Linked DNA regions of Homo sapiens: region 1 is linked to region 2. A link is an interaction called in ENCODE POLR2A ChIA-PET data of the cell type or tissue named here. Cell type or tissue: Caco-2. All regions are shown on one strand. Region 1 overlaps CLASP1 (cytoplasmic linker associated protein 1). Region 2 overlaps NIFK-AS1 (NIFK antisense RNA 1).

Region 1 (4,000 bases), 130 kb after region 2:
AAAAAAAATATGTGCATGATTGATTTAAAAAACACTTGAAATAAGAAATAATGGCTTTCAAATTGGGAAATCTTAACTACCCAGCACTAGGAGAATATAAGATAAATGTGTACAAATATTTACATGTTTATCCAGGCGATGGTGCACTCTGCAGCAAGTGTAGTTTATAAAGAGTTTTCAGTGATTTGGGGGACATGCTAATGGAATAATGTAAAATGAAAAAGGCAAGTGCAAAATTTAAATACAGCAAAGGCTCAACTTTGTACAAATGTGTAGAAAAATGATCTGGAAAGAAATGAAAATGTTAATGGTGTTAATCTAATTGATAAAATTATAGATAGGTTATATTTCTGTCTTGCATTTTTAAAATACCTCGCAATAGGCATACATTATTTTATAAAGAGAAATTTTAAAATTTTCTTCTACAAGTGCTTTTGAGAAGGTATTTGTCAGGATATGATTAAAGATGATACATTATTTATGTTGTCTGCTACATGAAGAAATAAAAGATTTGTTGTAAAAAGTAATGCCCTTGTTAGGTATACAGTTGCAGTTCTGAAATTAGGGAAGATCACTGGTACCTCACAGTGATTTCTTAATTTTTCTTTTGGAATTCTGCTCACAATAAAGTAACTTTGCATCTTTAATATATGGACAATACCCAAGCAATATTACAGTTAGGATCAGGGATCCACTAAAGCATATTCCACTGCATCAGTCCCACTTTTTTCCCTTAAATTTTAATCTGGTTGCTCTAAAAAGACAAAAATAAAAATCTGTAGAAAATCTCTTACTACATTTAATACTTGAACTGTTTCGATGAATTTTGCCAGTGAAATGAGCAAACACTGGTATGAATTTAGCTTGTTTTAATGACTTCATTTACTACTTTTTACATTTAGTTTATTTTTTCGTGGTAATTGCTGCAGATTTTCTTTTTTTGTTATTTTTGCCTCAGACTTTTGAGATAGAAGATTATGAAATATGCCATGCCAAATGTTCAGAGTTTATTAGCAATGCAGTCAGAGTAAGCCAAATCTGGCAGTTTGGTTTGATTTCTGCTTTATAGTAGAAGGATTAATTCAAGAGGAAGATGCTTATTTATCTTCCTCAATGCATAATGGTACATGTGGAGTTAAAGCATGTTCTTTGTATATTACAAACCTCATAGAATGGAGATCCTTTGACTCAAGAATGAATGTCTTGCATCTTCCTCTCCCCTTCACCAACAAAACAGCCTTAGGGAGAATGAGAATTGCATTAGTGGTTGCCAGGGACTGAGAGGAGGAGGGATCGGGAGCAGCTGCTAATGGATAACGGTTTCTTTTGAGATGATGAAGATATTTTAGAATTAGTGGTGATGGCTGCACAACCTGTGCATATACTGTAAATTACGGAGTTGTACACTTTAAAAGGATGAAGTTTATGGTATGCACATGAAACACCAATTTTTAACAAGTGAGCTAGAAGAGGGGAAGGGATTCCATATGTGAAGGAATCCCATACATGTGAGAAAGCTCCTTCAGATCCCCCCAGCCCCTCTGTCTTCTTCATAGTAAATTACGGAGAAGCCTGGTTCTGAGAGAATGCTGAATTTTCACAGGCATTTGATGTGAGAGTAAAAAAACCATATGAATAAATGACTAGGCTCACCTCTAAAATGTTGTTATGATGTGACGGTCTAAGGACATGGATAATACTGTATTTTCAAAGATTTGTTTCAGAAGATACATTATGGGGCTGTATTAAGGAAGACTGAATTCTGTCTTTAAAATGAAACAAATGTATATTAGGTTTCAACAAATAGTTAAATTACTGAATTGTACACTTTAACAGGATGAATTTTATGGTATTTATATGGAGGAAGAGGGAAAGTGTATAAGTGTATGAGTTTTAGACTTACAGAGTGAAGTTTTTTTTTGTGTGTGTGTGTTTTTAATTCCTCTTACTGTCACTTCCAAATGCTTGTGCTTTTAAGAAGCAATTGCTTTATTTTGGTTTTGGAATGTAAAAAAGCAAAAAGAGGTCTAACTTTTTTTTTTTTTTTTTGAGACGGAGTCTTGCTCTGTTGCCAGGCTTGAGTGCAGTGGTGCAATCTCGGCTCACTGCAACCTCCGCCTCCCTGGTTCAAGTGATTCTCCTGCCTCAGCCTCCCAAGTAGCTGGGACTACAGGCATGCACCACCACACTCCGCTAATTTTTGTATTTTTAGTAGAGATGGGGTTTCACCGTGTTGGCCAGGATGGTCTCGATCTCCTGACCTTGTGATCCGCCAGCCTCGGCCTCCCAAAGTGTTGGGATTACAGGCATGAGCCACTGCACCTGGCCCTTTTTTTTTTTTTTTTTTTTTTTTGGAGATAGTCTCTCACTGTGTTGTCCAGGCTGGAGTGCAGTGGTGTAATCATATCTCACTACAGCCTCAAACTCCTGGCCTTAAGTGATCCTCTCACCTCAGCTTCCTGAGTAGCTGGGACTGCAGGCATGCAGGTTTTTTGTTTGTTTGTTTGTTTCTTTGTTTCTTTGTTTTTCATCTTTTCTAGCGGCAGGGTGTGGTGGCTCATGCCTGTGTAATCCTTGCACTTTGGGATGCCGAGGTGGGCGGATTGCGTGAGCTAATGAGTTCGAGACCAGCCCGAGCAACATGGTGAAACCCTATCTCTATAAAAAATTTAAAAATTAGCCGGACGTGGTGGCAGGTGCCCATAACTCCAGTTACTCAGGAGGTTGGGGTGGGAGGATCGCTTGAGCCCAGAAGGGAGAGGTTGCAGTGAGCAGAGATCATACCACTGCCCTCTAGCCTGGGTGACAGAGTGAGACTCTTTCTCAATCAGTCAATTAATCAATCAATCAGTCAATGAAATTTTTGTAGAGATAGGGTCGTCTGTGTTGCCCAGGGTACTCTTGAACTCCTGGACTCAAGCACTTCTCCTGTCTTGGGCTCCCAAAGTGCTAGGATCACAGGCATGCACCACTGCACCTGGCCTCTAACATGTTTTGAATATCTAGTTATATGCCAGATCTTGTGATAATTGCTTTCAGTATTTTATTCATTAAATCACCACTAGAACCATATTTTCAACCTCATTTTAAATTTGAGGAAACTAAAAATAAACTTGAACCCTGTTGCCTCCCAAAGAATTACGTGGGTCAGTGTCTTTATGAGAAGTTGCCACAGAACAGTGAGGAAAATAACTTGCCTAATACATTACCTCCCAGAGATGCCCACACTGTGGGGAACAGCCTTCCCAGCATTTCTCTGTGCATATATCACATTAGAATTTCACCATATATGCTATTCTATAGCCTGTTTGTTGTTTTGTTTTACTCAGTGTAAAAAGTTAGCCAGATAGGTTTTCTTGTTGAAATATGGTCATTTTTATGGCCTCATAGGATTCCTTTTTATGTGTTATGATCTACTTAATTTGTCTCCTATTGATAGAGATTTAGGTCATTTGCACGTTTTTGCCATTTGAAGTGTGCATTGTGATGATTATCCCATGCATAAAGGTGGATCTTTTTTCCCAACCTTTTGTCATGGATTTTTTTTTTTTTTAAAGATACGTAAGAGTAAAGAAAATGAAACAATGAACCTCCATACTCATCATCCAGCTTCAACAACTCTCAGTGTTCTGCTGCTTTTGTTTCATCTGTCTTCCCTCTGCTGCCCCCCAGTCCCCTGGAGAATTTTAAAGCACATTCCACGTGTCCTATCATTTTACCTATAAATATTTTAATATGTATCCGTAATAAGGTCTTAAAAAATAACCATGGTACCATTATCACGCCTAACAAAATTACCGCCAGTCCCTTAATGTCACCACTAATTAGTTTGTGTTCAGTTATCCTCAATTGTCACAAAAATAGGACATTTTCTAATTCTGTCATTTCCTTCAGTTCTATTATTTATTAGCTGTGATTCTTCTATAAAGAACTTTGCCTCTTCAACTAGTTGATTATTCTGAAATGCATTCTGTATAGGAAAGGTAGTTTGACTGCTTTA
Region 2 (4,000 bases):
CAATATAGCGAGACTCTGTCTTAAAAAAAAAAAAAAAAAAGAAAGGAGGCTGGGCATGGTGGCTCACTCCTGTAATCCCAGCACTTTGGGAGGCTGAGGTGGGTGGATTACCTGAGGTCGGGAGTTCAAGACTAGCCTGACCAACATGGCGAAACCCTGTCTCTACTAAAAATACAAAATTAGCTCGGCGTGGTGGTGCATGCCTGTAATCCCAGCTACTCAGGAGGCTGAGGCAGGAGAATTGTTTGAATCTGGGAGGCACAGGTTGCAGTGAGCCGAGGTCGTGCCATTACACTCCAGCCTGGGCAACAAGAGCAAAACACTATCTCAAAAAAAAAACAACAAAAAAAAACCTGGTGTGATTCCGTCCTGCGCGGCTATTCTCCCTGTTTAGGGGCTGGTACAAAGGATGAATTGCACATTGTTGAAGTAGAGGCAATGAATTACAAAGGCAGTCCAATTAAAGTAACACTGGCAACTTTGAAAATGTCTGTACAGCCAAAGGATTCCCTTGGAGGCTTTGAAATCACACCACCAGTGGTCTTACGGTTGAAGTGTGGTTCAGGGCCAGTGCATATTAGTGGACAGCACTTAGTAGCTGTGGAGGAAGATGCAGAGTCAGAAGATGAAGAGGAGGAGGATGTGAAACTCTTAAGTGTATCTGGAAAGCGGTCGGCCCGTGGAGGTGGTAGCAAGATTCCACAGAAAAAAGTAAAAGTTGCTGCTGATGAAGATGAAGATGATGATGATGAGGATTTTGATGATGGGGAAGCTGAAGAAAAAGCGCCGGTGAAGAAATCCATACGAGATACTCCAGCCAAAAATGCACAAAAGTCAAATCAGAATGGAAAAGACTCAAAACCGTCAACACCAAGATCAAAAGGACAAGACTCCTTCAAAAAAACAGGAAAAAACTTCTAAAACACCGAAAGGACCTAGTTCCATAGAAGACATTAAAGCGAAAATGCAAGCAAGTATAGAAAAAGCGCATTGAACAGTCCTGGGCACTGCTGGTAAATTAAGCCCAAAGATGGGGAGAAAGGAAAAGGAGAGACAAATATAGTCCATACTGAGTGTCATCAACAATCCAGACTGAAGTCTTCTATTTTAATTTCAATCCCCTTTTCTGATTTGCCACCCATGCCTCTTCAGGCTGGAAATAATCTCACGCTTGGTTCCCTAAAGCACTTTCTTCCGGCTGCTGTGATTCAGTGAACCTTGCCCTTTCCTTTCTATTACTTGTGCATTTGCCTCACCTCTGACAATGTTTTAAGTCGCCTTTGTATCTCCTTAGCTGCTTAATAAATATTTGAATGAATCAAAAAAAAAAAAAGGAAAGAAAACAGAAAAAAAAAGATAAACTGGCAGATTTGAAACAATTGTAGGTTTAAGAGGAAAAACTTATAACAAATAGCTGGGAATGATACCATCAGAGATGAGCTCAAGAGCAGTGGTGGGAAGAGGCCTGCTGCCAGCGCCACCCCTGCTCCCGCCCTGCTGGTGTGGTCAGAGCAAGGTGCTGCAATGGACTCAAGAACATTCCTATCATCCTGATGAAGTCATAAAATAGAAACCTCACTCTTTTGTCTTCCTGTTAGCAGGTGTTTGGAAGCCTTCAAACAGTTTCCAAAAGTCTCAGCAAGCTGAGAGCAGGGGCTCTCAGAAGCCCACGGGGGATGTTTGGCACCTGTTTTGCTGGTAAAACGCGAGGAAGTCCATATGTACTCTTGCCACCCCCAGTGTGACCAGACGGAAGTTTCTCCCCTCTTTACGTTGTAAATGTCTTGCATAATTTAGCCTCTCTTTTCCTGGTTAAACGTTACCCACAGCTGCCTGCTAAATGGAAAAATGACCAACACATCACCAGGCAGGTATGTGTCCATGAAGAATTTCCCACGAACCAGCAGGGATGTTGACCTCTCATTTTAACAACCTGGGGTTGTGAGACCATAAAAATCACTTGTGCGGGGGGTATAGGGTTGCAATTAATTGTTCCTCACAGATGCTACTGTGTCAGGAAGTGAGGGCTTTCTCTGATGATATAATGACCTTCATTCAGCCACCAGATCCTTTAAGCAGGTAACACTAGCCCAGTGGCAGAGTTTTTATTGTTTCCTTTCAAAAGCCATGTTTTCGGAGATTAAAAATTTGTTCTGCTTGCATTGAAGTAGGCCTTAAAAACAAAACAAACTTTTTGTTTGTTTTTGAGACGAAGTCTCGCTCTGTCGCCAGGCTGGAGTGCAATGGTGTGATCTCAGCTCACTGCAACCTCTGCCTCCCCAGTTTGAGCAATTCTGCCTCAGCCTCCCGAATAGCTGGGACTACAGGCATATGCCACCATGCCCGGCTAACTTTTGTACTTTTAGTAGAGACGGGGTTTCACCACATTGGCCAGGCTGGTCTCAAACTCCTGACCTAGGTGATCTGCCCGCCTTGGCCTCTCAAAGCACTGGGATTACAGGTGTGAGCCCACCATGACCAGATGTTGAATGAATTTTGACAAATACATACACCTGTGCAACCAGCCCCACAATCAAAATGCAGAATAATTCCATCACTCCAAAGTTCCCTCATGCTCCTTTGCGGCCAATCTCCTCCCACAACCCCTGGTTCCAGGCTACCACTGATCTCATTTCTGACCCTATAGTTTGTCTTTTCTATGATTTCTTTTTTTTTTTTTTTTTTTTGAGACGGAGTCTCACTCTGCCACCCAGACTGGAGTGCAGTGGCACAATCTCAGCTCACTGCAACTTCCCCCTTCCAGGGTTCAAGTGATTCTCCTGCCTCAGCCTCCCAAGGAGCTGGGACTACAGGCGCCTGCCATCACGCCTGGCTAAACTTTTCTATAATTTCATATGAATGGAATCATACAGCATAGACTCATTTTTCTCTGTTTCACAGACCATCATCCATGCATCAGTAGTTCTTTTTATTGCTAGGTGAATGAAGCACAGTTTGTCCATTCACCAGCTGATAGACATTTTAATTGCTTCCAGTTTTATGCTATCATTAATAAAGCACTTATAAATATTCATATACAAGGCTTTGAATGAACATATGTTTTTATTTCTCTTGGATAAATACGTACAAGTTGGATCTCTGGGTTATATGATAAATTTATTCTAACTTTATAGGAACCTGCCAAACTATTTCCAACAGCAATGTATGGGAGTCCCAGTCGCTCTACATCCTTGCCAATATTTTGTATAGTCAGAATTTTCAATTTTAGCCACTCTAGTGGGTGTTTAGTGATACCTCATTGTGGTTTTAATTTTGGCCTCTCATTTGACAGAGAATCATAGGCAGAAGAGTCAAAGCTTGGACTTCGCACCCATGGTCTTTTGAAGGCCACAGGCAGGGAAGGCAACGCCCATGCACCCAAGTCAAAACATGTGGAGAAAATCTTACCCTGTGGAGGAAAAACCCACTTGTGGATTTGTTTCAAAACTTAGTTTAGATCTTTTGAGTTTTCACATTCGTGTGAGATGTGCCTCCCTCAAACCTTGTTACTACCTTGGCACATTACATATCTGATGTGAAAATTAAATAAAAAAGAAAAGAAAAAAAAAGTTTATGAGGGAAACTCATTACCCACCTGTATCGTAATGGAGATGAATCTCCTAGAGCGATCTAAACATGCGGCTTTTCTGGTTTTGAAAGGGGAAGAGCTGGCTTGGAGCGCCACACACTGGGCCACGATCTTGACCTCAATCTCGTCAATCCTCCTGGGCATTTCTTCAGGACCGTGGTCAAAGAACAGATAAACGAACAGTGTGTCAGGCACCGTTCCACACATTGGTGACCTGGGCCCTGTCCTTATGGAGCTTACTATCCCATGAGGAAGGCAGATGCCAAACAAGTGATTATAAGTTGTGTGCTATGGAAAGCAGGCGCACTAAGCCAGGAGCACATGATAAGGGGACTTAACCCAACCCCAGCGGCAGGAAAGGGCCCAAGCCTTCCAGGAAGGGAAAGAACGCACACAAAGCTCTGGGGAGGA

Evidence for each region. ChIA-PET counts read pairs that join two places held together with the same protein. Peaks named below come from ENCODE experiments on the same cell type or tissue, not always from the same donor. Only the 100,000 strongest peaks of a DNase experiment are listed, where the experiment ranks them.
Region 1: POLR2A ChIA-PET joins it to region 2 with 5 read pairs; 5 of 35 experiments call an interaction of 5 or more read pairs at or near these places.

The regions. Positions count from the first base shown.
Region 1 is chr2:121,576,776-121,580,775 of GRCh38, reverse strand. The region is part of intron 2 of CLASP1 (cytoplasmic linker associated protein 1); the gene reads left to right. Among named protein-coding and RNA genes, the nearest start is that of RNU4ATAC, 48 kb to the right of the region's middle. In Caco-2, no CTCF peak of the experiment used is centred here; no DNase peak of the experiment used is centred here.
Region 2 is chr2:121,705,503-121,709,502 of GRCh38, reverse strand. It overlaps NIFK-AS1 (NIFK antisense RNA 1), which reads right to left. Exons shown (of 4, transcript NR_037857.1): 3 at 3,596-3,735. It also overlaps the pseudogene LOC124906186 and the pseudogene NPM1P32. Among named protein-coding and RNA genes, the nearest start is that of NIFK, 29 kb to the left of the region's middle. In Caco-2, no CTCF peak of the experiment used is centred here; DNase peaks (open chromatin) are centred at 1,502 and 1,872; H3K4me3 peaks cover 178 bases.